Regions from separate parts of the Homo sapiens genome. Here regions 1, 2, 3, 4 and 6 are each linked to region 5. Evidence: chromatin loops called from intact Hi-C (ENCODE). Cell type or tissue: OCI-LY7. All regions are shown on one strand. Each heading gives the region's core, and the rest is flanking DNA. Links, peaks and the distances in the headings are about the cores only. Region 1 overlaps GRK5 (G protein-coupled receptor kinase 5). Region 2 has its middle 4.9 kb from the start of EIF3A. Region 3 overlaps RGS10 (regulator of G protein signaling 10). Region 4 has its middle 53 kb from the start of RGS10. Region 5 overlaps GRK5 (G protein-coupled receptor kinase 5). Region 6 overlaps GRK5 (G protein-coupled receptor kinase 5).

Region 1 (5,210 bases), core at 355-4,354, 110 kb after region 5:
GCTGAGGCATGAGAATAACTTGAACCTGGGAGGTGGAGCTTGCAGTGAGCCAAGATTGTGCCACTGCACTCCAGCCTGGGTGACAGAGTGAGACTCTGTCTCAAAAAAAAAAAAAAAAAAAAAAGAAAAAGAAAAAAGAAATGGCAGTGATGGCAGTGATGATGAGAATGATCGTAGCAGCCTTCTCCAGGAGGTGAGGCTGGAAGAACGGTCCTGCCTGCTGGGAGGATCATCTTAGATGTGGTTATGTCAGAAGCAGGTCCTAAAGAACTGGGTGGGGTTTGGACATGCCATGAAGGGGTGGGAAGGAACGAAGGGACCAAGCAAAGGTCCAGTAGCCAGAAAGCTGGAGCTCGCCCAGGAAACAGCCAGTGTGGGGCCAGAGCACTGGAGAGCAGGGGAAGAAAAGGGGAAGCAGGTCGGGCAGGGTGTTGGGGGCCAGGTCTAAGAAGCCACTAGACTTGGTCCTATAGGCATTGGGGGCCGCTGATGCTGTGTGGTGCAGAAAAACTCCTTTGGGGACCATTGTGTCAAATGAAAGAGCAAAGAGTAGCAGAGACCTGTGAGGAGCCTCCTCAATAGTCCAAACAAGAGAAGAGAATTCTCCAAACCAGGGTAGTCAGCTGGGGATGGAGAGGAGGCAGTGGGTGGCAGAGACGCCACGGCTGAGATTGCTAGATGTGAGTGTTCCCAGCTGTGAAATGGGGGCCAGCTGGTTTTGACTGGGGCCAAGGAGGCCAAAGCCATGTCCTTCCTAGAGGGCTGGCTCAGGATACCTGGTTAAGGGCTTATACCACTCAGATCCATGCCTCCCAGTCAGAGGTGCCAATCCTGGCCCCGCCATGGGCCAGCAAGTGACTTGCAGGGGACCCCTTCTCTCAGTTTCCCCATCTGTGCCATGAGTGGGTTGAAGGGCTGAGCCCTGAGGGGTCTTTCCTGGAGGGTCCTCTGATCTCCACCTCCTCCGCCGTCTCACTCCTGAATCTCTGAACGAGTATCAGGCCTGTGTTTCTGGACAGTTCCCAGGGTGACGCGGGGCAAAGGATTATCGGTGGCTCTGGGGAGGCCTCTGGGTGTAGCTCTGAGTTGATTTCATGGTCTTTCAGTCCCGCTTCATCCCTGGGTGCCTCCAAGGGCACCAGCCAAGTACAACTGATTCCATCTCCACCCTGACACTTGAAACAAGGGATGTTAATACAGGGAGATGCTTTGGGAACCAGAGCCTCAAACATCTGGAGTTTCGCACTGATGCAGGAAATGATGTCCCTTCCTCACGTCAGTCATTCATGGTGCAGAGGCAGGGAGCAGTGCCGGGAGAGCAGGTGCAGCCGCCTTGGCGACGCCATCCTCGGGGCTGATAACTCAGCCACTGATAGCTGCCCCAGGAGGGGGTCAGCCTCAAGCTACGGCAGCATTCCTGCCAGCCGTTCCTGCTTATTTCCCATGATCTTCACTAGTCCCTCTGACTCCGAACAGCATCTCCCTTTCTGTTCAGTGCTGACTCTGTCCTCCAGGCGCTGGCCCTGCAGTCCAGCTTCTCTCTCCTTCAAGGTCCAGGCCTGTATGACCTCTCTAGGGCTCCCTCTCGAATTGATCGCTCTCTCTCTCTCTTTTTTTTTTTTTTAATTTGAGACTGCTTCTCACTCTGTTGCCCAGGTTGGAGTGCAGTGGCTCAGTGATCTCGGCTCACTGCAACCTCCGCCTCCTGGGTTCAAGCGATTCTCGTGCCTCAGCCTCCTGAGTAGCTGGGACTACAGGCGCATGCCACCATGCCCAGCTAACTTTTGTATTTTTAGTAGAGATGGGGTTTCACCATGTTGGCCAGGCTGGACTCGAACTCCTGACCTCAAGTGATCCACACACCTCGGCCTGCCGAAGTGCTAGGATTACAGGCGTGAGCCACCGCACCTGGCTGAATTGATCCCCTTTTTCCCCTCAGTTGTTGTTGCAGAGGCCGTACTCCTCTGGTCTGAGATTATAGTCAGTTGGTAATTATTCCAGGTGTGCCCACCTGGCCTCCCAAGTCTTTGGGGACCAGAAGGCTGGCAGGCCGTTGGGGTGAAGGAGCATAGGGAAGCAATGGCACCACCTTGTGGACGGCCTGCTTCATGGGCCTTGGCTGAATGCGTGGAGGCAGAACTGGGGTTGGGCTGTCGCCTGCCCTTGTGCTTGGGTCCCTACCTCTGTAATGCCACTGAGGGTGGGTGTCTGAGCATCAGCCTCGGGTGTGGTGGGTGATCCACACGTGCTTCCCGGATTCAGTGCTGAGTGTGGTGCCCACTGGGGTGGCTTCATGCCCAGGCCTGGCCCCTGCCTTCCTCCTCAGCACCCCTCCTCCCCAGCCTGCCTCAGTGTCTGAAATACTCCAGATCATTCCTGCTTCAGGTTAAGCACAGATGGCGCCTGTGAAGCGGCAGTTGACCTGGGAGGGGTGCGGCAATGAGCATTTGCTGTACCAAGGGGTGCTGGGGGCAAGGGATTAGCCAGCAAGTCACCCCATTCACTCTAAACCCATTGCTGTACAAATGCAGCTTCAGGACAGGCCCCTAGTTCTTCTCTCCAACCACACTGCCACCCCAACAGTCTCATCATTGAAAATTCCAAGGCCTCCCGTGCATTGAATCGTTAGTGGTCAGCAATACATCATCCACACCATGCCTGAATATCCCAGAGGTTTCTGCTCTGATGGAACAGAAGATGAGAGAGGCGACCTACGCGGCATGATACGGTTTAGGGTCACAGCAGCAGAGGATGCATGAGATGAGGACAAAAAGGAGGGGAGAGGCTTAGAGAGGAGTGAAGGTGCGAAGTCACCCTAGGCGTACTTCATCCGTTTCGGTGGGGGGTCTGCCCTACTTATGTTCCAAGTGATGGGAAGAGCTTTTCTCCGTGCCCTGTGGTGCCCAGAAAAACATCCCAGGCAAGTTTCATCTCTTGCTACCTGAAGAGGTACATTCTGGTCATCACAGATATCAGGAACTGCCCGGATCCCCAGAACCAGTGGCATAGAGCAGAGAGCGAGTCTGGGCCATAGGGAAGAGGTGGTAAGAAGGAGTGAGTCATCGGGGGTCCCGAGGGGAGTTCCAAACCAGCACGAGCTCTGTCCGATCTGCCCGCTGGAATAGCAGGCAGCCTTGGCTCCCCTGGCCCAGTGCGGCCCCAGGTTCCTCCAGTGCAGGATTCAAGGTCAATTTCCCATCCCAAGAGAGAGGCAGGGCAGGTTCTTTTACCTCCAGGTGAAGGGGGCTTTTATACAGAAGAACCAGCTCACAGAGCAGGCAGAGTGCCCCCAGCTTCAAGGTTACCTCTGTCCCTCCCCAGCTTCAGGGGGGACCAGAAGGGGAGAGTCCTTCACCAAAGAAGTGGGTGGGGAGCTCAGCGCTGGGGAGTGATTGCCAGAGGGGTTCTCACAGCCCGCAGTTCCTCATGGCAGGCAAGGCCTTTCTCATCCAGCCAGAGGGGAGAGATGTCTCCTGCCAGCACCCCAGGCTACACAGCTGTGTCCCCAGGGCGTATCTTGGTGTCTTCAGCTGTCCCAGAGAGATGATTACAGAGCCCTGCTCAGGGATAGCTGGGTGTCACCCTGACTGTCATCAGAGTGGACTCTGGCAGGGCCAGGCTGAGGCTGACCACTGTGTAGCTTCAGCTGTGCAAGGCCACAAGGGGCAGGCATTCATGGCGGGGACTTCAAGCAGAGAAACTCCCCTGCTCCTTCCAGTTAACTTGATCCTTTCAAAGGAACCTTGGTGCCCAAATTCACTGTTGTGTTAAAGTCGAGGTCTGCAGCTAGAGCTGTTTAAGGAGACCACCTGGTGACCTGAGGGGGTCCCGGACCCCTGGGGCAATTTTACCAACGAGCACCACCAAGACCCCTTCCAACCTGGCTGCCTTCACCTCTGCAGGTATCTACAGGCCTTGAGGCCCTCACGCTTGGATTTCTGTATGGTTAGACATTCAAGGGGCATCTTTGATGGGGGAAGCGTGGCACCCCTGACCATCAGCTCCATCCCAGAGGGACATCCCTGCAGGAAGAGCTAGAGTGCTGCCCAGCCATAGCTCTCCTGACACTCCTGAGTCCTCAGTGGAGTGAGGGTAACATTTCTCTCCAGAACCCACCCGGCCTGTAGGGTTCCCCCCTCTCCCTTCTCCAGCCCACCGCCCACCAGCCAGGCATCTGAAACTGCATGGAATTCTCCTGCCTTGAAAGACCCAGTGGATGGATCCCGGTGCTGAGCTGAGGTTACTCAGAACCCCAGAGCCCTCTGAGCTTCTGGGTGCCTTGTTTCTTACACGGTGTATCCGATCTGACACGCAGCCAGCGGAGGGCCTTCTTAAAGAGTCTCTCTTTGTAAGTGACTTCCAGGGAAGGACCAGACATCCTCTGGTTCCATTGATGCAAATAATAAATGTCCGACTACAACTACTCGCTTCTTACCCTTCTGGCAGGTTTGGGCTTTAGTTTCAGACGCAATGGCCAGCAGCTTCTTATTCCCATCTTACTGGCAAAGGTGTCACTCCCTGGAGGCACTTGAAAGGGGGTTGGGTTGGAATTGTTTAATCTCTTCAAGTCGAGCCAGTGGTTATAAAGCCAGACATTATTACCCACTCATTAACTCCCTTGTTAGGGCTTTGCCCTTGGGCAGAGCTCCCCTGCCAGCCAATCCAAAGTATGAGAGTGGTGTGACTTCATGTACACAGTTGGGTCACCTCTAGACCCTGGACAATCCCCTTCTCCCATCTGCTGAGAAGGGAGTTCAGTTGGCTGTCCCTGCCTGCAGGTAGGAGGGTCAAATTCTGCTTTGCCCCTTATTCCGTCTTCTATAAAGCCTTTCCCAGATGACCCCAGCTCACAATGACCCCTCCCTTCTCTGAGCCGTGGGGCTCATTGTCTCGAGCTGCATCACTTGCCTCTGCTATGGGACCAAACAGCACCCTGGTCCTCATGCTGAGCTCTGCAGAGTACCGGGGGCTAGGGTCAGACCTTATGGGTCCTGAGGGGATAAGGTGAGAGTGGGGCACAGGTGGCCCAGACAGCCCACTCCCTCCAGCCAGATCTCACTCATTAGACACCCAACCTAGGTTCAAATCCCCTCTCAGGCACTTACTGGCTGAGTGACCCTGAGAAAATTGCTTAACCTTTCTGGACCTCGGTTTCCTCATCTGCAAAATGGACACTATAATAATAGCCACCTCAGGATATGATTCAGTGA
Region 2 (5,210 bases), core at 820-4,819, 220 kb before region 5:
TTGACCTAAAAAATCAGAAAAAAAGCTTGCTGACATTCATAACTTTACGTTATCATTTCTCAAAGAAAATAGTAAAATGGGCCGGCATGATGGCTCACGCCTGTAATCCAACACTTTGGGAAGCCGAGGCGGGCGAATCACAAAGTCAGGAGTTCGAGACCAGCTTGGCCAACATGGTGAAACTAAAAATACAAAAATTAGCTGGGCATGGTGGCACGTGCCCATAATCCCAGCTCCTTGGGAGGCCAAGGCAGGAGAATCACTTGAACCCTGGAGGTGGAGGTTGCATGAGCCAAGATTGTGCCACTGCACTCCAGCCTGGGCAACAGAGCGAGACTCCATCTCAAAAAAAAAAAAATAGTAAAATGGCCTCATTCGTTATTACTCATTATTTGGTATGCCTACAACAACACAAACACTAGAAACTTGGGAGATAGGTGGGGCGCAGTGGCTCACGCCTGTAACCCCAGCACTTTGGGAGGCCAAGGCAGGCGGATCACAAGGTCAGGAGTTTGAGACCAGCCTGGCCAATATGGTGAAACCCTGTCTCTACTGAAAATACAAAAATTAGCCGATTGTGGTGGCAGGCCCCTGTAGTCCCAGCTACTTGGGAGGCTGAGGCAGGAGAATCACTTGAACCCGAGAGGTGGAGGTTGCAGTGAGCCGATACCACACCACTGCACTGCAGCCTGGGCGACAGAGCGAGACTCTGTATAAAAAAAAAAAGAAAGAAAGAAACTTGGGAGATAAAATGAAATCCAATATCCCTACATATTGATCCTTTTGCCTTTCAAATTATTTAAAGTATATAAAGCATTTAGTAATATAACAAATGATCATATATGTGTATTTAAATAAAATTATGTACGGTCTAGTGGCATTTTGGGAATGAATAAAGGTGTAACATCAATTTCCAGGATAAATTTACCTATTCAACGAAGGTGGCCAGGCGCAGTGGCTCCCGCCTGTAATCCCAGCACTTTGGGAGGCCAAGGCAGGTGGATTGCCTGAGTTCTGGAATTCGAGACCAGCCTGGTCAACCTGGTGAAACTTTGTCTCTACTAAAAATGCAAAAATGAAAAACCAAAAAAAAAAAAACTAGCCGGGCGTGGTGGTGCTCACCTGTAGTCCCAGCTACTCAGGAGGCTGAGGCAGGAGAATTGCTTGAACCCAGGAGGTGGAGGTTGCAGTGAGCCGAGATGGAGCCACTGCACTCCAGCCTGGGCCACGGAGTGAGACGCTGTCTCAAAAAAATAAAAATAAAAATAAATTTTTAAAAAAAATCTACCAACAAATATTCAGTACCAGCTAACAGCCATTGGATGCGGAAGATAAAAAGATCAAGATGCCTGCTTTCCAGGAGTTAATGATTTACTGGTGAAAATAAATGAATACATAACGAGCGACAAGATAGGATTTAATCTGGGCCAGGAGAAAAGGGTAATTATTTGTTGTCGATTAATGCTTACTTAGTAGAAAACAGGCAACCTGAAGATGATAGAAACCACTTTGGGAAATGGTAAGAGGAAGTAATCAGGCTCAGGGTTTTTTCTAACTAATCAACTTACTTTTGTATTACATATGACTGGATCATTAATATGATGTTTTAGGGTTTTTTTCTGACTTGAGTGGAGTAAACATGATTCCCAGAAAGACAATTGTTAGGAGCACAAGGGAGGTAGTACATTATACATATTTGCAACATAGTATCATACAGCTTTAAAACACGTAGCATGTTTTACAATTTACAAAGTGTTTTCACATTTCTAGTTTTATTTACAAGTTTGCGTAATGAAGGTATTTGTACCCCATGAGCATAATGAATTTCAAAGAGGTTAACTAAGGTTCACAGTAATACATTCCTTCAACAAACCATTATCAAGTGCATTTCATGTACCAGGCACAGTAAGCCGGGCGTGGCGGCTCACGCCTGTAATCCTAACACTTTGAGAGGGCAAGGCGGTGGATCACCTGAGGTCAGGAGTTCGAGACCAACCTGGCCAACATGGTAACCTTGTCTCTACTAAAAAAATAGAAAAATTAGCCGGGGTGGTGGCAGGCGCCTGTAGTACCAGCCACTTGGGAGGCTGAGGCAGGAGAATCACTTGAACCCGGGAGACGGAGGTTGCACTGAGTTGACATTGCACCACTGCACTCCAGCCTGGCGACAGAGCAAGACTCTGTCTCCAAAAAAAAAAAAAAAAAAAAAAAGATACTGGCTTTCCTATACCTAAATACCCCTTTCCTCCTCCCCATCCCACCCACCTTCACCCCACTATCTGCTGCCAGTACTTCAAGCCTCAGCTCAAAGGCTTCCTCTGCAAAGCTTTTCCTGACAGCCAGGGGGTGACTGAACTGCCCCTTTGTTTGTGCTCTTGGCTCATGCAACCGTTAACTCCATCATCGCCCATTCTTGAGCACTCTGCTACCCCTGCAACCCTCACAGGCAGCTGTATTCCTTCCTTGAGCCACTGACTCCTGGAGGTGGCATCAGTGACCACCTGTGACCTGACCTTCACAGTTGGATCCTCTGCCTTACCTCAGCCACTCACACACATGGTCATACCCTAGAGTCTAGACCAGAGGTCAGCAAACTTTTTCTGTGAAAGGCCAGATGGTACATATTTTAGATTTTGTGAGCCAAGAGGCAATGTCTTCAACTTTTTGAGCAACTGTGCTTGCTGAAGGGATAATAGTCTCTCTCTCTCTCTCTCTCTCTCTCTCTGTGTGTGTGTGTGTGTGTGTGTGTGTGTGTGTGCGTGTATCTTTTTTTTTTTTTTTGAGACAGAGTCTTGCTCTGTTGCCCAGGCTGGAGTGCAGTGGCACGATCTTGGCTCACTGCCAACCCTGCCTCTTGGGTTCAATTGATTCTCCTGCCTCAGCCTTCCGAGTAGGTAGGACTACAGGCATGCACCCCACGCCCAGCTAATTTTTGTATTTTTAGTAGAGATGGGGGTTTCACCATGTTGGTCAGGCTGGCCTTGAACTTCTGACCTCAGGTAATCCACCCGCCTTGGCCTCCCAAAGTGCTGGGATTATAGGCGTGAGCCACCGCCCCCAGCCATATATTTTAAAATGCAAAGATTATTCTTAGCTCAAGGCTGAAAAACAACAGGCAGTAGACCAAATTTGGCCCACAGGCCATAGTTTGCAGACCTAAATACCACTGTGTATGAGCACAGTGGCTCATACCTGTAATCCCAGCACTTTGGGAGGCCAAGGCGGGTGGATCACTTGAAATCAGGAGTTCGAGACCAGCCTGGCCAACATGGTGAAACCCCATCTCCACTAAAAATACAAAAATTAACCAGGCATGGTGGGGTGCACACCTGTAATCCCAGCTACTCCAGAGGCTGAGGCAGGAGAATTGCTTGAACCCGAGAGGCAGAGGTTGCAGTGAGCCAAGATCGCACCACTGCACTCCAGCCTGGGCAACAGAGCGAGACTGTCTCAAAAATAAAAATGCAAACAACATGGTGAAACCCCATCTCTACTAAAAATACAAAGATTTGCTGGGCATGGTGGCACATGCCTGTAATTCCCAGCTACCCCGGAGGCTGAAGCAGAAGAATTGCTTGAACCTGGGAAGCAGAGGTTGCAGTGAGCCAAGGTTACACCACTGCAGTCCAGCCTGGATGGCAGAGCAAGACTCCATCTCAACAAAAATAAAATAAAATAATAAAGATCTTAGTTCCTGGCGGGGCGAGGTGGCTCACGCCTGTAATCCCAGCACTTTGGGAGGCCAAGGCAGGCAGATCACATGAGGTCAGGAATTCAAGACCAGCCTGCCCAACATGGCAAAACCTCGTCTCTACTAAAAATAGAAAAAAATTAGCTAGGCATGGTGGCAGGCACCTGTAGTCCCGGCTACTCAGGAGGCTGAGGCAGGAGAATCGCCTGAACCCGGGAGGTGGAGGTTGCAGTGAGCCAAGATCGCACCACTGCCCAGACTGGGCGACAAGAACGAAACTCAATCTAAAAAAAAAAAAAAAATCTTAGTTCTCAAAATCTCAATTTCAAGATTCACTTTTCAGCCACCACCTCCTATTGTTAACTCTATTGTGCTCCAACTCTAATGACCCTTCTGTTTACCAGGACCTACAATCCCTTTATCAATTCTGCTTCCTTTTCACTACCCCTCATTTCCCATGGCCTCTATTTCCCCCTTTTCCCACTCAGATTCTACAGTTTTGTTCTTTTCTTCCTCACTTCTCCTTTTATTCTACTCAGCAAATCCCAACCCTGGTCAAATCCAACCCTCCACCTACACCTTGCCTGCAGCCTAATGTGGCCACAGAAGAATGTATAAGCACGTTGACAGGTCTCACCTTAAATTCAAGACCACAGGCCTCAACAAGCACGTTGTTGCTGCCCAGCCATCCTATTAAACTTCTCTCGGCCCTATCCCATTCTCCCAGATGATTGTTTCATACTTTTTCCTCTCTCTCCAATCCTCTAATGCTCCTTGCTCTACTTTACTCTCAGCCAGGTCCTGCTTTCCCATAGCACTGAAAACAGTGGGGCAGCTAGAAGAGAACTTTGGCACCGTGCCATCTCTCCCCCAACTCACACCTGCAGCTGTGCTCAGATGCTCTGCCTTCTCTCCCTCCTCCCACTCTGTAGTCTGGGGCTCCTATCTCAAGCCAACCCCTATACACCAATGCATTTGATTCCATCTCTCACATGCAGGGGTGACCCCTTCATGTCCTTGAAATACTTCCTTCACTTGGCCACCACTCAGCCTTTCCTGATGTTCTCCTTGCTTTGCTAACTACTCTTTGCTGCTGTCTCATCTCTGTGACCTCTGAGGTTGAAATATCCCAGGGCTCAGCCCCTGGACCTCATCCTTTCTCTAACTATGCTCATTAGTTGGTTCTAGCTTATAGCTTTAGGAATCATCTCTAGGTCCGGGCGCGGTGGCTCATGCCTGTAATCCCAGCACTTTGGGAGGCTGAGGTGGGCGGATCACATGAGGTCAGGAGTTCGAGACCAGCCTGGGCAACATGGCGAAACCCTGTCTCTACTAAAAATACAAAAATTAGCTGGGCGTGGTGGCGCATGCCTGTAATCCCAGCTGCTCCAGAGGCTGAGAAAGGAAAATCGCTTGAACCCAGGAGGCGGAGTTTGCAGTAAGCCCAGGTTGCGCCATTGCACTCCAGCCTGGCGACAGAGCAAGACTCCGTCTCAGAAAAAAAGAAAAGAAAGAATCT
Region 3 (5,210 bases), core at 413-4,412, 200 kb after region 5:
TCACATGAACAAATATGCCTTTATTTTCCACGGAAATATAGATTCACACAGCACTGATTCAGACCCTTGTACCAAGAAGTCCTTCAAGACTCTCCACTTTATTTGCCTAGATAAGACAAGGATGTATTTCTCCAAGAGCTTGAGACAGCCGAATAGAAACCATTTCTGTAGAGACAGTGGTGTTAAAAAGATCACTGACATATCATATGATGCCAGCATTGTTAAGACTCCCAGTAAGTCTGGCATCCGAGATCTCAAACAAACCTATTATTGTACCAGGAGTCAAAATGAGGCGTGCTCACTGCAGGGCAGGGCAGCAAAACTATAATCTTAGCAAGGGAACAGGTCCCAAATAAAGAATAGAGCAGCCAGCTGCAGAATGCCAACATCTGTGCCATCAGACAGGCTGGGGAGCACATCCCTAGAATGAAACAACTCTAAGGTATGTCAGGTGAGCGAAGAGGACACCCGACAGAGCTGAAGTGCCCCAGATTAGACGGCTGCCCCCGCCGGCATGGCAGGTGCTCAGAGGGCTGTCCCCAGGCACAGTAGCTTCCTCTGGCCGCCACTGAACCTCTTTTCTGGGCCACAGTCCTTGTGACCAGCATTCATTCTCCCCCACTGCTACCCAATCCTGTGCCATCTGCCCTCCTCCCTTGCCCCAGGAAAGGGGCAGAGAAAGAGAAGCACAAAGCCTTTTCCAGCTGTCAAGGGCTATGATCTCTTTCCCACCCCTCATTTCTCTCTCTCTCAGACCTTTCCACTTAACTCGCAGTACACTCTGCAACTAAAAATCCACATGGTTCACCCTGGTACACGGAACAACCAAGTGGAAAGTTCCAGAGATGTCTAGAATGTCACTGACTGCCAGGCGGGGTTGTCAAGTGGATGGTAAAACCCTGACATCTTTTAAGGCTGCCCTCTCCCAACACACATACACTATTTTGTAAATTAAACATCTGAGGGTGCTGGGGGCGGTGGCTCACACCTGTAATCCCAGCACTTTGGGAGGTGGAGGCAGGTGGATCACTTGAGGTCAGGAGTTCAAGACCAGCCTGGCCAATATGGTGAAACCCCGTCTCTACTAAAAATACAAAAATTAGCCGAGCGTGGTGGCACACACCTGTAGTCCCAGCTATTCAGGAGGCTGAGGCCAAAGAATCACTTGAACCCAGGAGGCAAAGGCTGCAGTGAGCTGAGATCACACCACTGCACTCCAGCCTGGGCAACAGAGTGAGACTCTGTCTCAAAAAAAAAGAAATAAAATAAAAATTAAAAATAAAACAAACATCTGAGGGACTCAAAGGACTCAGAACATCTGCTTGGAGGATGGGAGGTGCTTCAGGAGGGAACTGGAACCCTCAAATTTTACACCTTCATCTTCCCAAGATGGCTTCAACCACAGCAGAACTGCCTGAGTCACTGTGCTATAAACAGAGTCCACAACCCAGAGAAAGACCTGGGACTTTAGGTTTTCTTTAAACTGTTAAACTAGCGCCTGCCCATCCCCTGGTGCCCTTCTAGTCTTGCCCGAGTCCTCCAGCTGCTCAGCAAGACCCTGCCTCCTTAAGCCCCTGTCCTGTGCCACACTAGAGCAGTCATCTATCTTGTAGCCATCCTGTAATTCCAGGTGTGATTGTAATTTGCTGAGGTTTACAGAAAAAAAAAACAAACTTTTTTTTAATCCCAGAAAATACAAAAATCATAGCCAGGGCTGAGGTGGGGGATGAGAAACGCCATTACTCCTTCATGGCCTCCCACCGACGTGCTAAGCAAGCGTCACCATCTGCCTTATTCAGCCCTTCCAGGCACAAGAGTCCCCAAGGGGAAACTTTCAGAGGCTCACCTAGTTCAAAGTCTGCAATGAACGCTCAAATGTGACTAATGAAACCAGTTGCACGAAGGTCCCACCTGGCACCCAGCCTCAGTCCTGTACCCACTCCCACCCCAGGTCCACGCAGATGGGACCCACCACTCTAAGCAGGATGCGGTGCGACCCAAGCGTCTCGTGTGAAGTCTGCATGTGGGAGAGGAACATCCTGTTTGCCTGTAGTGGCTCTGAGGCTCAGACTTCAAAGTAGAGAAGAAAAAAGGCCGGTGCTGGGGGCACCCAGGGCAGAGGAGGAGGGGGAGGGAAGGAGGCTGCTTCGGCTGGGAGGAAGCTCAGGGGCTGCACCGGGCTGGCAGGACTCGACCCCGAGATCCCGAGATCCCAAGGCTGCCAGCAAGCCTGAGGGGAGGGGGCTGCGAACTATTTATTAAGAGCATAAGGGCCACTCCCTACTGGGGCAGGTGTGAAATGCCCCACGAGTGCAGAAGTCCCTCAGGCAGAGGTTTCCTCCTCTGAGAGCCCTTGCCCATCTCCCGTGCTGCTGCAGTGACTGGGAGGCAGCTGTGGCTGTTGGACCCAGACAGGCTGGAGAAAGGAGAGGATGTCGCCCCCAAAGCCCTCGTGCGCCTGGGCTGTGGGAAGCCTGATTGCTTTACATGGGGTGCACGGGCAGACTTCTGACTGCCACCGGCCAACGACCCCCTGGGCCTGGCTCAGGAGCACACAGCAACAGGGTGCTCCTGGGACGGGGCTCAGCAAAGGTGACTTAGAGGATGGAGAATGCAACTAAGGCCGGGTGCGGTGGCTCATGCCTGAAACTCCAGCACTTTGGGAGGCTGAGGCGGGCGGATAGCAAAATCCTGTCTCTACTAAAAATATAAAAATTAGCAGGGCTTGGTGGCACCCACCTGTAGTCCCAGCTACTAAGGAGGCTGAGGTGGGAGGATCACCTAAGCCCGCGGAGGTTGAGGCTGCAGTGAGCTAAGATCACGCCACTGCACTCCATCCTGGGTGATAGAGCCAGACCCTGTCTCAAAAAAAAAAAAAAAAGAGAATGCACCTAAAACTTTCTTCCAAGAAAGTGGCCAGAGATCGTGTGCCCAGCTACTGGCCAGAGCCTCATCTATCACAGGGAAAAGAGCTGTGACTGGGGCCCAGTAAGTGTTTACCAGTGGCTGAAGAGAAATCGTGCGCTGTGCAGCAGCAGAGGCTGGGGAAATGAACCCGGCTAGTACCAACGCGGCTGCAGTGCCCTCCAGCCCTGCGCTGGGCAGCGTGTGGGCATTCTTTCATTCAGTTCTCCCTCCAGCGCTCTGAAGACCCCCATTTGACAGAGGAAGAAACGAGGGGCTTAGGGGTTCCTCACAGTTCTGGAGGCTAGAAGTCCAAGTCAAGGTGCCATCAGGGTTGGTTTCTCCTGAGGCCGCTGTCCTCGGCTCGTAGACCACACCTTCTCCCTGCGTCTTCACAGGGTCTCCCCGGTGCACGTGTGTCCTTACCTCCTCTTCTCACAAGGACACTAGTCAGATTGGGTTAGAGCTCACCTCAATGTCCTTGTTTAATGTTAATTACCCCTTTAAAGCCCTATCTCCAAATAAAGTCACATTCTGGGGATTAGGACTTCAACATATGGATTAGGGAGGGGAGCACAGTTCAGCCCATAACAGTGAGCAAAAGAGAAGGGCGGAAGGCCAGCCCTGGCAGGCTCTGCAGCCCCCACTCCCAACCATGAGGCCATCTGCCACTCGCATGGCAGGACAATAAAAACGAGGGCTGCAAAGAGAGTAACATGGAAAACTGCCCGTGAATGTTAAATGACTGATACTAAATTTTAAAAACACACCCTATCTAAAAACAATGATCCCAAATACGTTCTTTTTTGTTGTTGTTGTTTGCTTTTTTGAGATGGAGTCCCACTCTGTCACCCAGGCTGGAGTGCAGTGGCACGATCTTGGCTCACTGCAAACTCCGCCTCCTGGGTTCAAGCGATTCTCCTGCTTCTGCCTCCTGAGTAGCTGTGATTACAGGTGTGCGCCACCACACCCAGCTAAGTAGAGACGGGGTTTCACCACATTGACCAGGCTGGTCTCAAACTCCTGACCTCAGGTGATCCACCCTCCTAGGCCTCCCAAAGTGCCGGGATTACAGGCATGAGCCACCACGCCCGGCTCCAAATACATTCTTTAAGAGTGTATCCATGTGTCTAAGTGAGAAACAATATGTCCCCAAAGGTCAGTAGTGGGGTGAATGGTGTTCCCCCAAACTTACATTCACCTCGAATCTCAGAATGGACCTCATTTGAAAAGAGGGTTGCATAAGGGTCTCAAAATAAAATCATACTGCATTTAGGGTAGGCCCTAAATCCAGGGACTGGGTGTCCTTATCAGAAGAGGAGGGGACACACTGAGGGAAGAAGGCGTGTGAAGGCAGAGGGAGACATCGGTGATGCAGCCACGTGCCAAGGAGCGCTAAGGAGTGCCGGCAGCCACCAGCAGTCTGTAAGCTGAAGGGGCAAGTAAGCACCCCCCACACCCTCTCGCCACCACCCACCAGAGTCTTGTGGAGAACAGGGCCCTGCCAACACCTTGATGTCATATTTTCAATCCGTTTCTGCTGAGCGAATACGTTTCTGCTGTTTGAAGCCACTTGACTTGGGGTCATTGCTTATGACAGTCCAAGGAGGCTCATCCAGTTGGCTTGTTGATTTCACCTCACCCCGGCTCAAACACAGAAAATGAGATGGGCCTAGGGGTCCCAGACAGTTCCAACAAGCAGGGATCCCTGAGGGGGAGACATGACCTCACCAGGTTTGGACTGTGATGGGCACCTGAACAACACGGTCAGACTCCTTAAGGGTCCACAAGGCAGAGAAAGAAGAAAATGGAGCTATCTGGGCTAAGCAGGAGGCCGCAGGTGAGTGGAAGACACGGGAACAGAGCTGAGGCCACCATCCGTCCAACAAACGGCTGCTGGTGAAGCGGAAAACTCAAGTTGGCGGCTGAGCTGCATTCTGCATCTTTTTTTTTTTTTTTTTTTTTTTTTGGCCAAGACAGCTGCGGCTTAGCAAGCTTTGGGGTTTTGGCAGCCCCACATCTGCAAGCTGCACGCCTGGACTGTAAACTGTTTAGCATCGTTGCCTTGGGATCCAATCCTACAGGCTGCTGGAAGTGAGACTCGGACAAAAATGAGGAGGGAGGCTTCCTGCAGATGTGCAACTCTGCACAACCGTCCTGCAGAACAAGGTCTTTATATCACCAAGCCACCTCCTCTCCAGATCCCAGACATTGCCATGGCTGAGCAGGATTTGCCTTCCTGAAAGAAAAATATCCATGCAGTGCCCCAACTTCAGACTGTTCCAAATGTGCCGCTCCAGGAAAGG
Region 4 (5,210 bases), core at 586-4,585, 180 kb after region 5:
GGTATTAGATGATATTGGGAATTATTGTTCATTTTATTAGGTGTACTAAATGTCCTTGTTTTAGGTGAAGCATTATGTCTGATTTTCTTTAAAATAGTTTGCCAGCAAAACATGAGCAGAGAAATGAATCATGGCAAAGTGTTCATTATTAAGTCAAGGTAATGTTTTTGTTATGGTTGTGTTTTTACTTTTCGGAATATTTTGAAATTGTCCTAATACAAAGTTTGTTAAAAGTGATGGGTTAGTGGTAAACTGAGCAAAATGATTTGCACTGAATAGGCAGGAATATAAAAATATGGACAACTCCACTGAAACTCCTCCCAACTCTGCCACAGAATCGGACATAGGCAAAATGGCACCTTGGCTGCTGAAGGTTTTGTGAAGTAGCCAATCTCCCTAATGGGAAAAATCAGAATACAACCTCAAAAAGCTCATGCATGGAGGAGGAGGGGCCACCTTCTTCTCACTCCACATGGCTGGACGAGGAGTTGAGGACAGAGTGTGTGGATTATCCATCTGCTGAGAACTGAGACACCAGAGCTGGGCGTCAGGATGACAGCACAGTGAGAGGCCCAGGACCCTCGATACCCCATCCCCAGCATCACCACAGCTCCTGGCTCACGTCGAATGTTCCACCTGGGTGGACTTCTCAAGGAGATGCTTGCTATGATCAGAATGTTTGTGTCCTCACCCCCAAATTCATGTTGAAACTAAAAGCCAAAGCAAAAGTATTAAGAGGTAGGGCCTTTGGGAGGTCATGAGGCTGGAGACTTCGCCAGTGAAATTCGTGCCCTTATCAAAGAGGCCCCAGAAAGCTGCCTCACCCCTTCTACCATGTGAGGACACAGGGAGAAGACGTCCATCTGTGAAGGAAGCTGGTCCTTGCCAGACCCTGAATCTGCCAGCACCCTGGTCATGGACTTCCCAGCTTCCAGACTGTGAGAAATGTCTGTTGCTTCTAAGCCATTCAGTCTAAGGTATTTTGTTACCGCAGCCCAAATAGACAAACACAGTGTTCCTTAAAAACTGCCAGGCACAGCGGCTCACGCCTGTAATCCCAACACTTTGGGAGGCTGAGGTGGGTGGATCACCCGAGGTTAGGAGTTCAAGACCAGCCTGGCCAACATGGTGAAACCCCGCCTCTACTAAAAATACAAAAATTAGCTGGGCGTGGTGGCATGTGCCTGTAGTCCCAGCTACTCAGGAGGCTGAGGCAGGAGAATCGCTTGAAGCTGGGAGGCAGAGGTTGCAGTGAGCCAAGATCACACCATTGCACTTCAACCTGGGTGACAGTGAGACTCTATCTCAAAAAACAAAAACAAACAAACAAAAAAACACTGCATCCCAGGCTGGGTGCAGCAGCTCATGCCTCTAATCCCAGCCCTTTGGGAGGCCGAGGCGGCAGATCACTTGAGGTCAGGAGTTACTTGGGAGGCTGAGGCAGGAGAATCACTTGAACTTGGGAGGCAGAGGTTGCAGTGAGCCGAGATCGGGCCATTGCACTCTAGTCTGGGCGACAGAGTGAGACTCTGTCTCAAAAAAAACAAAAAACAACAACAAAAAAAACTCTGCACCCCAGATGCTAGAAATATTCCATAGCCGAATGCGGTGGTAGTTATGAGTGTGTAGACAAATGGAGACATCCATAGAGCTCTCCACTTAAGATTTGTGTACTTTACTCTTTACTGAAATTAGGTACGTCTTAGTTTTTTTAAAAAAAATTCCTTCCACCAAAAAAAAAAAAAAAAAAAAAAAGAAGAAGAAAAAATGCATCCCAGTGAGCTGGGGAGGAAAGAGTGAAATTGTAGCTGCTTATCTGGGAAGCTTCAGAAATAAAACATTTTGGAACGACCACCCCGAGGTAGAAGACGAGGATTTGGAAATACACTTTTAAAATAAAGTGATGGGAGGCTGGGTGCAGTGCTTCACACCTGTAATCCCATCACTTTGGGAGGCTGAGTCGGGTGGATCACCTGAGGTCAGGAGTTTGAGACCAGCCTAGCCAACAAGATGAAACCCCATCTGTACTAAAAATACAAAAATTAGCCAGGCATGGTGGCATGCGCCTATAATCCCAGCTACTTGGGAGGCTGAGGCATGAGAACCCAGGAGATGGAGGTCGCAGTGAGCCAAGATCATGCCACTGCACTCCAGCCTGGGTGACAGAGCAAGACTCTGTCTCAAAAATAAAAATAAAATAAAGTGGTGGGAAAGAGAGACGTTTAGTATCTCAGCCACACTAAACCTTTAAGCCTCTGTGCACACAGCCAGTCATTTCTTGATCTCTTTGTTAATATAACTTTAGTATCAGGCAGTTTGTTGTACAAAGTCCTGCAGTTCTTCAAGTAATAAACTCACATCAAAACACTGTTTCCGAGCATTAAAAAAATATATAGCATTGATTTAAAAAATGAATGAACTGAACAAAGGTCTCCCACTAATGACCCTCGTGGGATATTTGAGAGGGTTTTGGAGCCAGCAGAGGCCAAACTAGAGAGTGGGGCGGGGTGGGGGCGGGGACGGTAGTCAAAAACGTCAGCGCAAGCCCAGGAAGTACCTCGAAACCTCATCTTCCTGCCCGAAGATGAACTGCCTGAACTGTGCGGGGCAGAAAGGATGGGAGCAGCTGCCCCACCTTCCTGCCCAGTCCCAGCCTCTGGGGAGAGGGTCTCCCCAGGGCACCCTTCTGGGAGAGACAAGGAGAAAAGTTGGTGGGAGGGGACGGTCTGACCAGGATGGGTGCCCAGGGCCTTGGAGGGTCCTCCCGTGCTGCAGGGACCCGCAAGAACCCCGGGAGCTGCCTCCCTCCACAGCTCACCAGCTCCCCCGTGAGCTCAAGCCAGGAATTTCAGGCAGGCTCTCGGGGGTCCCCAGACTTCCTTCTACTCCAAGGAGCCTGGGGAGCCCGGGACCTCCCAGAAAAGCATGTGGGCAGCTCTGCCCTAGGAGACCATGGTTCTTGTCAAGAAAAAGTCACCGAAGTCCAAGAGGCTCCTCCAAAGAATGTCTACTGAATTCCCTTCCCCTTCCTTCGGACACAAAATGTCTGGAGAGGCAACAACCTGGTTCCAGGTTGGAAATGGAGCCATATTACGCTGCTGGGGCACCCACCACTCAGATCTCCCTCTCACTTCTCTGGCTTCCCCCTGCATGTCCCCTTCTGGGCCCAAATCCTCTCCTGAGAGCCCCCCCACCCCTGGTTTCGAGCCTGCAATCATTTGAATGACATTCAGGTCCAGCTGGCTGCCCGTCGATCACGACTCGAACGCGGGGTAACATCGTGTGCATGTGTGTGCGGGGGACTGGGGGGACAGTGAAAGAGTCCCAGGCAAGGATCCAGGAGTCAGACCCGGCCGGGATCTGCTACCCTTCCCTGCGCACCTTAGGCAGACCACACGACCTATCCCTGGTTTGGTGGCCTCATAATAATCACCAAGGTTTATTAAGCCGCTGTGCGCAAGGCACTGTGCTGCGCACATTGCATGTATTATCTCATTGGATTTTATATAGTGCTAGCGTCTGAATGTTTGTGCCGCCCCCGACCCCCGCCCCAAATTCACATGTTGAAACCGAGTCCCCAGTGTGATGATATCAAGAGGCAGGGCCGGCTGGGGCACAGTGGCTCACACCTGTAATCCCAGCACTTTGGGAGGCCAAGGCGGGCGGATCACTTGAGGTCAGGAGTTCGAGACCACCCTGGCCAACATGGCAAAACCTCCTCTCTACCAAAAATACAAAAATTAGCCAGGCGTGGTGGCGCATGCCTGTAATCCCAGCTACTCAGGAGGCTGAGGCAGGAGAATCGCTTGAACCCAGGAGGCAGAGGTTGCAGTGAGCCCATATCATGCCACTGCACTCCAGCTTGGGTGACAGAGCGAGACTCCATCTCAAAAAAAAAAAGAGGCAGGGCCTTTCGCGGGTGATTAGGTCATGAAGGCTCTGGGTCGGCACCTGAATGAATGGGAATCAGTGCTCAGAGACCCTAGGGAACTTGCTTGCCCTTTCCAGCTGAGCATGTGCCCAGCATGTGAGGACATAAAAGGCACCATGGATGAGAAACAGGCTCTCACCAAACACCTCATCTGTCAGTGTCTTTAATCTTGGGCTTCCCAGCCTCCAGAACTGTGAGCAATAAATATCTGTTGTTTTTGAGTTACCCAGGTATTTTGTTATAGCAGATGAAACAGACTAAGGCATAGGGACCAATATTATCCCATCTAATAATTGAGAAAACTTGGGCTTGAAAAGATCCATGATGGCTTACGCAAGCTCACAGGGCTAATAAGCGACGGAGCTGGGATAGAATTTAGGCAGTTGAACTTCATGACATGAACATAACCACAATTCTCATGCTAACCAATAGTAAAATAATAATAATAAACAAATAATGAGGCTAGGCGCAGTGGCTCGTGTCTGTAATCCCAGCACTTTGGGAGGCTGAGGTGGGTGGATCACTTGAAGTCAGGAGTTTGAGACCAGCCTGGCCAACATGGTGAAACGCCATCTCTTCGAATGCTACAAAAATTGGCCGGGCGTGGTGGCGCACACCTGTAATCCCAGCTACTCGGGAGGCTGAGGCAGGAGAATTGCTTGAACCCAGAAGCAGAGGTTGCAGTGAGCGAAGAGTGCACTGCTGCCCTCCAGTCTGGGTGACAGAGCATGACTCCATCTCAAAAATAATAATAATGATGATGATAGTTGACAGAGGTTCTTTTAGTGCTAAGGTTCTGGGGAAACCTGCAAATTTAGTAAAGGTGGACCCACATTTTCATGTTTTCAGGTCATGATGAGTGACCTCGCTCCTTTAGGAAAAAAGAGAGAAATATTCCCTTTGGGAGGCACAGGGACAGCCTCCTGGGAGATCAGAGTCTCGCCTCTGCCTCTGCAATCAGCCAGGATCTGTAGACACAGATATTTATGAGGCAGTCTGCGGTGCTCTATTTCTTCCCCCATTCTTATGGGGGTGAGAGGGGCAGAAGGAGACCAAAAGCCACATACTTGCAAAGTCATCCTTCCTCTGGAGACCAAGAAGCAGCAGATTCTTTTCCTGGGAAACAAGTCTATCAGGCAGACATCTGTTACTCTTTGCGATCTGTATGCCATAACAGTTTAAAAAACAGAGTTTAAATGCTTAAAGAAGAAGAAAACAGTTTGCCTGTGTTGCAAAGCAGCATATAAACGGTGCTGGAATTAGCACAAGGGAAACATTT
Region 5 (5,210 bases), core at 491-4,490:
GGGTAGGGCATGAGAACCGACCCCATGCAGTCCCCACCCAGAGATGCTTGCCCTGTGCACGCAGATGCGGACCAGCAGGGCATTTGCAGAAAGGCAGTTGTTCGCTTAATGAGAGGTGTTTGGGCAACTCCCTCCTTCTGTCCCTCCCTCCCTTGCTCTTTTCTTCCTCCTTTTCTTCCCTTCCTTCTTCCCTACCTGTTTTTCTTTCATCTCTCCCTTCCCTCTCTCCTCTCCCACCCCCTCCCTTCTCTTCTTTCCATCTCTCCCTGCAGTTTTTCTTTTGCTGACACCTGTTTCTGAAAAATCTTGGGTGTCTGGCTGTGGGGAGCTGCAGGAAAGCCCAGATGAGGTCTCCTGAGCTTCACCTTGTGGTTGGCAGCGAGGACTTGACCTAGAGCCTCTGACCTTCCACCTCCCTGGGCTCTGAGCTCCAGAGTCCCGTGGTCCTCCAAGGCTGTGGGAACCCGTGGTCCCCTCCCTTGCCTTTCCTCTCTTCGCTGACAGAACAAGGGGCCGGCAGAGGACATGTCAGGTGTGTCTCAGAGACCTGGGGGAAGATGGGCTCAACATGACCTGCTTCTGGGGTGACACCTCTGCTCACTCACTTATTCAAGCATTCACTCGTTCACAGACATGTCAGAGGTCTGCTGTGTGCCAGGCACATGTCCTAGGCACTGATGAGCAAAATGGACGTGGTCTCTGTCCTCTTGGGTGGAAGCCCCATAAAGGCATAAGTGAAAATTTGCTGACAAATTTTGATAGCTGCTTTTTCAAAGCCAGACACTGACTGAGGAGTGGTGGGAGAGAGCTGTGTGGGTATGACTTGGATTGATTGATTGGGGATGATCAGGGAAGGACAAGACCCTAAGACCTGAGGACTTGGCCGGGTGAAGTAGGGGCAGCAATAAAGTGCCACTCCCCGGGAGACACGTGTAAGTGCCCAGAGCAACGTCATTTGAGAGGTAAAAACCTGGAAGACCTAACCTACGTGTCTCTCAACAGGAGAGTGGATGGAGGAATTATTTTGACAAAACCTGTGGGTATGCAGGTTTAAAGAAATTTTGTTCCCATTCTGTAAGCTTGAAATGTTTCATTGCAAAAAAGTGATTCTGGAAATGTGTATCTAGCAGAGGAAATGACATATGCAAAGGCCCTGAGGCAGAAAATAACTCCCAGTGAGGAAGCAGGTGACGGCCTGACCACTGTACTTCCGGTATCTCTGCTCTCAGCCACCCCTGAGACCATGGAAAGGCTCCGTGTTGAGCCCTTGGAAGGCCTCCCTGGGAGTCCTGGGTGTCAGCTGGAGGACTGTGTGATGGTGAGGGAGTTGAACCACTGGGGCAGTGCCCGCCTGGGCTGGATTTGGGGGAGGGGGGAGCCTTTTGGATGAGTCAGTCCTCTCTGGTTGGAAACAGCAGAGTCTAGTTGAGGCTCTGCCAAGGACCCGTGGTGATTCTTGTCGCCTTTTGTGGAGAAATTTGCCCGCTAACAGGCCATCTGTGTGAGGTGAGTCACTGTTTCCCCCGTTTTGTTGATTGCAGACACCTCTGTGTGAGTCTGTTCAGCCTGAACTGCACACACCGATAAACTTCAGTGCCTGGATGAGCAAGCTTCCTGTGTGCTTCAGCTTGGGGCGCATGTGCGCTTCTTCTAGGATTTTCTGAAACTTGGTCAGGGGCTCCTGGATCATGATTGCAGATTGAGAGCCACTGAGCCATTCCAGGTCCTGTTTTCTGATGTGAAATGGAAGCCCAGAGTGGGGATGTGTCCAAACCCACACTGAGATCACACAGCGAGGGAAGGAAGCCGGGGTCCTGGCTGACACTTGCGGGGCAGAGCACCTTCTCTTGGCCCCGAATATGGATTTTGGTGTCCCTAGTCAAGATTTGTTCTGCTGACTTCTCCTGGGGAAAGAGGTGTCACGTCTGCCTGAGCCCCTGAGCCTGGTGGGTGGGGTGTGAGGATCTGGCCGGGGCCGCTGCACCTGCAGGTGTTTCCTGCAGACATTCTGCTGGGGAGCACTTCCCCTCTTCTCCCTCCAGGTGACTCACTGGGTGCAGTGTCCTCTAGCGTCTACTGGGTGCAGGGCACTGGGGAGACATGGGGGATGCTTCTTTGGGCTCGTCTGTACTAGGTATGGTTATAGGGTACTGGGGGTTGCCTAAAAAAATGCTGTGTGACCTTGATGGCTCACTTTTTCTCCCTGGGCCTCTGTGTCTCCAGCCGTCAGTGAGGAGCAGGCGTGGGTGATCAGCAAGGTTCCTCTCAGCTCTGATGTCATTCATTCTGAGTTAGGTGGAGAGTAGGGGATAATTGCAGCCCTTATTCACTGAACTTTCTTAACTATGCTAAATGCTTTACGTGCATCAGCTCATTGATGCCTATATCTATGTGGTTACAGAGGAGCCAGTTGAAGCACAGAGAGGTTGAGTAAATTTCCTGGAGTCACACAGCTAGTAAATTACATACCTGGGTTTAAACCCAGGCAGTCTGGCCCTGGAGCATGCAGTCTTAATCACTGCATGATTAAGGCTGAATCATGGTCCCCTAAAGATGTCGTATCCGAATCCCTGCAACTTGTGAATATGTTACCTACCTGATAAAAGGGCCTTTTCAGATGTGATTAAGTTAAGGCTGTTGAGATGGAGAGGTTATCCAGGGATATCAGGTGGGCCTGATTAGAGGGAGAGTGGACTGTGCCTGTGAAAAGGAGTTCAGAGTGATGCAGCTTGAGAAAGACCTGACCAGCGACTGCTGGTTTTGAAGGTGGAGGAAGGGCCATGAATTGAGCCAAGGAATAGAGGTGGCCTGTAGATTCTCCCCTGGAGTCTCCAGAAGGCACACTGCCCTGCCGACACCTGGATTTAGCCCGGTGAATCTGATTCCAGACTTCTGACTTCTAGAACTGTAGGATAATACATTTGTGTCTATAGCACTCCATTTGTGCCGTTAATAACTTGTTACTGAAGCAAGAGGAAACTCATGCAGCCATGCTCTACTCTGGTCTCCTGGTGGCGAGCCCTCCTTTCTGCATACACACTGGATTTTGAATTCTGAGGGGTAACAACCTCATCTTGCCAACAGAGCCCTCCTTGGCCATTTCACAATTCAAGAAGCATTTTCTAGGAAGCCTTTTAAAGCCCCACTGCCTTGCCCCAGCTTGCTCTGTTGTGTCACAGGAATGAGGTGGGGAGAGGACAGAGGGAAAGGGTCATGGGGAACCTGGGGCCCCAGCCTATACCCTGCCTCTATGAGGCTCCATCTGAGCACCCACCTCTCCAGGCATCGTCCTTGGTCCCCTGGGAGTGGGCACCCATGGCGGGTCTGCACTGTATGCCCAGTGCGCCTTTGTAGGCCGAACCTGCAGGGTCAGAGCTGGGTCTAAGGCTGCTCCCCAGGTCCTTGCAGGAACATAAGTGCCCGGGTTTATCTTTGGGCACTAGAGCTGTGCCCACAGCAGCTCCTGTTCAGATCTGGATCAGGGTCAGGCCCCCATCACTGATTGCGCACCCCAGGCACGCCTCACCCTGCCCCGGCCTCAGCTTCCTGATCTACAAAATGGGTGTCATGCTGCAGCCCTGCCGAAATTGTGTGCTCATGGTAGAAGTGACTGGGAAGAACTCTGCGTGTGGCAAGGGCTCTCGCTGCTGCTTCGGTACAGTCATCTGTAGGGTCATCTGTGACGTATGGGCCAGGCGTGTGCCCCCTCAGAATCCTCTCTGGGTCCCCTGACTCCTCCCCAGGAGCAGCCCACTCCATGGAGCTTCCCTTGGCCCCAAGTGCTTGAAGGGAAAGGTGAACACAGTCGGGATGACAAAGTTAGGAGGCGTGTGTTTTTCTTCCCGGTGACGTTGGGCCGGTCAGCCCGCGTCTTCGTAGCTTCAATGGCTTCTCCTGTGCCACGCGGTGGGGGAGCTTTCTTACGCCTCGTTCTGAGGATTAGAGACAATGGCTGCACAGGCACTGTGGCTGCCATGCTCAGGCCTGCCCTCGCTCCTGACCCCCAGGCCAGCTGCTTCCTGGTTCCAGGGGGCCAGGAGGAGGATCTTAGTGTTAGCCTGAGATCCTGGGCAGGTCCAGTTCTGAGGCAGGGGAGCCCTGTATGGATTTGGGGGAATGCTGGCAGGATGGCCTGCCGGCCCTTTTCTCCCCACTTCCCAGACGGAGCTGAAGGGAAAGGACTCTTCCCTGAGGGAGGCAGATCTTCCCAGGGCCTGTCTGGGAGCTCCCTCCAGTGAGGAGGCTGGTGCTGAGGCTGGGAGGGCTGGTGCCCAGGGCCCGGGCTCTTGAGCCTAGATGGAAACTGGGGCCACCTTCGGAGTTCTTGCCACATCCCTGCAGGGCTGGTGCGTGAGGGACCGTGTGGTCTCTAAGAAGAGAGGGTTCAGCCCAAGGGTCACCTCCTTCAGGAAGCCTTCCCTGATTCCACAGGCAGGGTTGATTGTGCCTCCCCTGTGCCCCCTCAGCCCCTCTTCCTCTAGTATTGTCACCTGGCATGGGTCAGTGCCGCCCACGAGCCTGTGAGCTCTTGTAGGGCAGGGGCCACGTGCCAAGCACCAAGTAGGTCCTCGATATGAGTCTGCACAGTGGATGGAAGAACTCTGGGGGAGGCAGAGCCGAGCTCAGTAAGGCCTTGGTGGGAGGGAAGCATGCTGGGAATGCAGGGTCCAATGGGAGTGTTGAGGGAGGTTGAATCAAGGACAAGGAAGGGTCCTTTCAACCCCCAGGTCCTGTGACCCTATGTGAGATCAAGAGTCAGGGCAGAGTAATGGCGACAGCTCACATTTACTGAGTGCTAACCACAATCTCACTTTGGCCCTAGCAGCCTTCTTAAGAGGGTGGTGTTTCCCCATTTTACGCTTGAACAATCTGAAGCTCAGAGAGGGTAAGCAGCTTGCCCAGGGTCACAGAGCTATGGACAGAGACCAGATGTGAACCCTCATCTCTGTGTTGGAATCCTCTCTACAGGTGCCTCTGTGCTGTGCTGGTTTTTGCTTCTGTGGCTTCAGACTTTGGGGGAACGTTCTTAGGACCCAGCTCTTGCCTGTCCCTTGAGCCAGCATCATCCTTGTGGACTGGGAGTTAAGAACTAGGCATTCTTAGGCTCAAATCCCAGCTCAGCCTCTCAGCAGCTGTGTGCCCAGACCCCTGTCCTCTCTGGGCTTGTTTCCTCCTCTGCAAAACAAATCTACTTTACTGTAGGGTCATGA
Region 6 (5,210 bases), core at 780-4,779, 62 kb after region 5:
AATTGATTGACCAATAGGTCATTGGTACATCTAGGTGACAGGGGTGCCTCCTCCCCACCGTGGACCCCTAGAGGTTGCCAGATGGTGCCACTGATGTGATGTCATCCACCTCTCAGGGTCCCGAGTCTTTGTCTGCTGCTGCCATGGATCCCTTAAAAGTTAAAAGATGCAGAATAATTGTTCTGCTGTCAGCAAGAGCTGAGTTCACATCCCAGCTCTGCCTCTTGCTAGCCTGTGACCTTGTGCCATTTCCTTCTCAGTGTCTCGATTTTAGGCATCTAAAATGTGGGCTGATGATAGCACCTGTTCTGGAAGGCTGTTGTGAGGATTGCATGAGACATGCATGTAGTGTGCCTAGCATTGTGCCTGGTACGCAGGAAGCACCTCATTCATGTCAGTTGCTATTGTTTCCATTATTGTTATTATAATACATCAGGTGGCAAAGTGGAAAGGCCAGTGTCTGAACCAAAGCTCATGTCTTTCTGAAAACCAGCTCTACCAAACTCTAAAGATCCGTGTCGAAAATCCCGACACCACGAGCTAGAATTCTGCTAAGCTCTAGCCTTCCCTGTGTTAGATTCTGCTGAAGCAATGTGCCTCTCCCCCATCTCTCATCTGGAGTGTGGGCATTGGTGAGCTCGTGTGCCTGTGAAACACCCATCTCTTCCTCCTTCAGGACACGAAGCCTAGCCCTTCTTGAGTCTGGGGCCAAGCTGAGCAAAGATGGAAGGAGGCTTGGCAAGAGTTGATGTCATTTGACATTTAATCACCAAAGACCCAGATTGGGTCCCAGCGAGTTAAACCCACTGCGCCCTGTTCTTGGGCAGACAGGGTTGGGGTGTGGTCACATGGTTGGCTGGGAGAATCGGAGCTGTATCTAAGACTCTAAGAGCACAGAATAATTGCTTTCAAACATTTGTCCTCTACATCCCAAGAATGACAGCCAAAGGGCAGTATAACAGAAAGACAGGCTTGGTCTCAAAATGGGAATGGCCTCACAGCATGGTGTTGATAAAGAGTATTGGATGCTCTGCAGGTGAAGTGCTTCCTGTCCCTGTGAGTGCACACGCCAGGGCTGGCTGAGCCCTTGATGGGGATCATGTTGGGAGGATTAAGGGTGGCTGGGGGTCTTGGGACCCTGAGACATCAGGACTTTCAGGAGACCATCAGTTGCCTCCACCTTCCGAGGCATTCATTTCTCCAGCTGCTTTTGGCCAGCACAGCCGTGATCCTCGCTAGACCCCGGCCAGTGGCCCAGGAAGAAGCCAGGCGCCTCGGCAGGGCCAGGGCAGGAAGAGCCAGGTCTGCCTGGAAGCTGCTATTTGCCTTGGTCCCTGGCTTGCCCAGCCGTTTCCTGGCCCGGCCCTCCGTGGCTTTTGCTTGATTAGCTCATAGCTCCAGGGGAAGCCAGACCCCGGGCCCTGGAAGGCAAGATGGGCCCCCAGTCCTCCCTGGCAGGCCAGGGCAGCGTGCAGGAAGGATGGGCTGGGCATTGCCATGTGAAGTCAACCTGAAATGCACTTGGGAGAGACTGAGGCACTGAGCGGAAGTAAAGACTCCCAGATTTCCTGAAATGAAAGCCAGGGCTCCTTGGCGCCCCTCAGAGCCCCAGGCCTCTGCGAAATGCTGCCTTTAAACTCATGCTTGTGTTGCTCCAGCCGTATTGCCACGTCGCAGGTGCGGGGTGGTGCTGGGGGCGGGGGATGGCAGCTGGGTGGGTTTAAAGATCCCCAGCAGTGGTGAACCCTCCTTGGGGCTCTGACGCTGGAGAAAGGCCCCATGCCCTGTGATGTCTCCATTCCCACCAGGCTCACAGCCCCACTGTGAAGCTACCGAAATGGGAGGCATTTAAGCCCCCCTTGTTCATCAGCCCTATTTTGTAAAAGGGGAAACCAAGGTCCAGAGAGAAGAATGATGGGTCAGAGGTCATGCAGGGTCAGACGTGGAGCTGGACACAAAGCCCAATCTCCTAGCCCCAGTCCCATGCACCGATGTGCTTTCTCGAAAGGGGCATGCCAGGCAGGGCCCCTGGGCTCAGACCGCCTCACTTCTGGGGGCTCTGGGCTTACTGTGCTGCAGCTCTGAGCAGCAGGCAGCCTGGCCCAGCCTTGCCTCCGCCCAGGGACCTGAGCCCAGGGAGCCATGCTGACCCTTTCGTTGCCTTGGACAGAAGCCACCTTAGGCACAGCCCTCATCATCTACTTGGTTCAGGGAGGCCTTCACTTCTGGCAGAGCATCAGGAGAACGTGGGCTGGAGATATATACTCCCCAGTTTGGAAGCGTGTGGCCTCCCTGTCACAGTGATCTGTTTGTTGGTTTGTTCAATCATTCATTCATTTTAGATAAACACCTGTGCTCCTGCCTGGGCCGGGCACTGATCCAGGTGGTGGGGATAAAATGGTGAACTGGACCTTACAGTTAATGCAGTGTTGGAATCACCTAGGGAGCTTTTTAAGAAAATACTGACGCCCTGGAGATTTGATGCAGTCGGTCTGGGTGTGGCCTAGGAGTTTCACTTTCTAAAACTGCATGTATCTGGATGAAATTTCTTTACAAGGAGAAAAAAGGTTGTAGAAAGAATGTCCTTCTAAGTGGATGGTGTCCCAGGTGCTTTTAGGCGGAGCACAGGTGAGGAAAGGCCCTGGGTGTTCAAGACACAAACAGTGGTCATCACTGACCAAGGCTGTCCCAGGTGCCCCGTCCCGGCTCACTGGAAGGTCCCGCCACAGGCCACGCAGGGTAAAACAAACCCGAAGTTCTTCTGAGCAGCTGCGCATTCCCCAGGCCCCGCACGGAAAGGAGAGCTGTCTGGCAGTCACAGTTCTTTGCTTTCCAGGCTCTTCCTGATCTCAGTGATTTTGCAGCTGTGCTTTTAGGAGAGCTGTTTTCCCCTCATTTGTAAAAACTCAAAAATATGGAAAAATAGAAACAACCACAGGTCACGCATGGGTGTGTTTCCTTTTTGCCCCGGCTCTTAAAGCACCAGCACTGCTGATGCGCCAGGTGCCTTTTCTGCGGACGCCTCTTTGGTGTCCCCAGGCTAGCACAAAAGTGGAGGTTGCAGTCAGCCTGCCGGGCTTCCGGGCAGAGGAGAGGGCTCAGAGCACAGTGCTTTGGACCTTCTTTCCGATATGCCAGGCCCCTTCCAGCGACTGCCTGTCCAGCATCAGGATCTACCTGCCAAGTGGTCCTGCCGTTCCCTCAGTCCACCCCCACCCCTGACCCTCCGTTTACCCAGCCAGTTCTTTGCCCATTCCCACTGCAAGGAGATATCTAAATTGTTTGCCTTTTTTGTCCTTGGTGATAGAGGTCACTGCCGGACTCTGGCAGCTCCATTACTGCTCATGGTGATGGTATAGTCCATGTCCTGTCCATCTCAGCCCCCAGCCCTTCCCCAGACTCCTGGATACCTCCCTGACTGCATCTGATGGGTTCAAGCCAGAGACCTGGACCCTCATCAGAGAGGCAGGGGCCCGCACAAGCACCCTTCCACCCACCCTTTTCTTCCTTCCACAGACCCACAGCCTAGAGCCTTCTTTCCTCCCCACTGTCCCCGCCACACTTCCCCTGCCTGGCAGCCCAGGCCCAGACACCCTGCGATTCAGTGGTTTCACATGTGGCTTCTCCAAGTGCCACCAAACTTTGTGAGACTTGGGCTTAATAATTTCGATCCCACAGAAACATGTGACAAGCACAAGACATTCCGTAAAACTAGAGCCCAGAACGAGAGGGACGAATGGCACAGGAAGATGGCAGGGCTTGGTTTGGGTGTGTTTGTGTGACACACCATATGTCATTTTTTATTCACACAAAAACATCTTTCTTGAAGTAATAGAAGGCCACTCAGCTGTTGCTAACCACATACCAAATGTTTCCTTTTTCCTCTCCTGCGCCTTCCAAGGGGCGGGCTGGGAAGCTCTGCTGTTATCCGTGATGCCATCTCGCCTTTCAAACGTCAGAGAGCTTTTTCCTCGGAGCAAACGCCCGATTGTTTTTTCCAGCTTTGGCAGGAATTTTTAAGAGAAAGCTGTTTTCGAATCACTTCTCTGTTTATTGTTTCAAACCTGAAATACGGCAGAGTAGAGGGCTGGCAGCCTCTGTCTGATCCTCTCTCCCCATGTCCATTTCCTAAATTGCATTAGGATCTATCAGGGACCCCCTTCTCTGCCACAGCCCCCCGTAACCTGGTATTTTGGGAAAATGAAGTTAAATAAAATAAAATAAACCTTCAGTTGGTGGAGAGATGGTTCCAGGCATCCCTTTGGACACCCCCCTCCTTCCACCCCCCCGCCCCACTCCAGCCTCACAACCTTTACAATCAACATGTGGTTTCATTTCCAAGAGCCCCAGTGTTAGCATTTCCATTTCCTCAGGAAGCCGCGTTCCGTCCTTGCTCTTACTTCTGAAATTGAACGTGTGTTTTCCTTGGCCCGAGCTCTAGGAGTGCCTGGGGCAACAATGCACACAGTCCCAAGCAGGTTTCAGTGGGGTGGACAGCCCTCCCCGCACCCGGGCTGCAGCTTCTCCCCGCTCCCCGTCCCCAGGGATGGCCGCCCACTCTCCCCTAGCCCGGTGGGAGGGCCTGGCTGTGCTCGGGCCCCGTGGCCATCCGAGGGAAGCTGGGCCGCCCTCACTGCCTGTGTCCTCGCCACCTCCTATTGGGAAACTCTGGTTGCCCTCCAAGAGTCCACATACTGCAGGCTCTTAATTAAGAAAGTATGTTCCCATTTCATGTCACTCGAAAAGAATGAAAACAGTGACAGCATTTATTTATCTTAACTATCAATATCATTCCTGTTTCTCAGTCCGCTGGGGGTATGAGTCTTGAAGGAATTGACTGGGTTATGAGATTTGAACCTCGGGCATGTGCTGGTGGGACACATGTGGCCTGCTTCCGAGAAGGAGCCTTGAAGGAAGAGCAAGCAGGCTGGCATGGCCCTGCCCTGCCCTGCCCTCCCGGAGCTCAGGGCCGAAGGGCTCGGTGACAGTGGGGAACTCCTGCCTGCTTTGGTGCTAATGGAGAGTCAAGGTTCCTTTTTCACCAGCTACCTCCTATCTCCTTTCTCAGTCATCGGAGAAGTAAAACCCATCATTTCCTGAGTCTGATAGAGGAGATAGGATCTGTCCAGTGGCTGCTGTTTCTGTGGCACCTACTGTGTGCTGAGGCTGGGCCAGGTGCTCACATGCGTTGTTGCCAATCCCCGGCAGCA

What was found. A loop is a pair of places that touch in the nucleus more often than their neighbours do. Peaks named below come from ENCODE experiments on the same cell type or tissue, not always from the same donor. Only the 100,000 strongest peaks of a DNase experiment are listed, where the experiment ranks them.
Region 1: it touches region 5 in a loop (5-fold over the local background); 23 of 110 quality-filtered maps call a loop at or near these places.
Region 2: a loop joins it to region 5, with 4 times the contacts of the local background. A loop is called at or near these places in 7 of 110 quality-filtered maps.
Region 3: it touches region 5 in a loop (3.0-fold over the local background); 5 of 110 quality-filtered maps call a loop at or near these places.
Region 4: a loop joins it to region 5, with 6 times the contacts of the local background. A loop is called at or near these places in 6 of 110 quality-filtered maps.
Region 6: it touches region 5 in a loop (6-fold over the local background); 7 of 110 quality-filtered maps call a loop at or near these places.

The regions. Positions count from the first base shown.
Region 1 is chr10:119,414,980-119,420,189 of GRCh38, forward strand. The region is part of intron 4 of GRK5 (G protein-coupled receptor kinase 5); the gene reads left to right. Among named protein-coding and RNA genes, the nearest start is that of MIR4681, 40 kb to the left of the region's middle. In OCI-LY7, for the core only: a CTCF peak has its summit at 2,078 (motif pointing left); a DNase peak (open chromatin) is centred at 2,102.
Region 2 is chr10:119,083,138-119,088,347 of GRCh38, forward strand. No RefSeq gene overlaps it. Among named protein-coding and RNA genes, the nearest start is that of EIF3A, 4.9 kb to the left of the region's middle. In OCI-LY7, for the core only: CTCF peaks have their summits at 2,322 and 2,525; DNase peaks (open chromatin) are centred at 2,374 and 4,564; H3K4me3 peaks cover 1,788 bases; H3K27ac peaks cover 3,032 bases.
Region 3 is chr10:119,500,475-119,505,684 of GRCh38, forward strand. All of the region lies in intron 4 of RGS10 (regulator of G protein signaling 10), which reads right to left. Among named protein-coding and RNA genes, the nearest start is that of RGS10, 40 kb to the right of the region's middle. In OCI-LY7, for the core only: no CTCF peak of the experiment used is centred there; a DNase peak (open chromatin) is centred at 1,997; H3K4me3 peaks cover 1,180 bases; H3K27ac peaks cover 1,402 bases.
Region 4 is chr10:119,487,099-119,492,308 of GRCh38, forward strand. No RefSeq gene overlaps it. Among named protein-coding and RNA genes, the nearest start is that of RGS10, 53 kb to the right of the region's middle. In OCI-LY7, for the core only: CTCF peaks have their summits at 2,832 and 3,039; DNase peaks (open chromatin) are centred at 2,563 and 2,803; H3K4me3 peaks cover 779 bases; H3K27ac peaks cover 390 bases.
Region 5 is chr10:119,304,758-119,309,967 of GRCh38, forward strand. The region is part of intron 1 of GRK5 (G protein-coupled receptor kinase 5); the gene reads left to right. Among named protein-coding and RNA genes, the nearest start is that of GRK5-AS1, 32 kb to the right of the region's middle. RefSeq lists enhancers at 1,310-1,389, 1,800-1,899. In OCI-LY7, for the core only: CTCF peaks have their summits at 2,096 and 2,302; DNase peaks (open chromatin) are centred at 1,184, 1,534, 2,024 and 3,024; H3K4me3 peaks cover 3,335 bases; H3K27ac peaks cover 3,247 bases.
Region 6 is chr10:119,366,687-119,371,896 of GRCh38, forward strand. The region is part of intron 2 of GRK5 (G protein-coupled receptor kinase 5); the gene reads left to right. Among named protein-coding and RNA genes, the nearest start is that of MIR4681, 8.7 kb to the right of the region's middle. RefSeq lists an enhancer at 2,441-2,760. In OCI-LY7, for the core only: no CTCF peak of the experiment used is centred there; a DNase peak (open chromatin) is centred at 2,985; H3K4me3 peaks cover 1,619 bases; H3K27ac peaks cover 1,368 bases.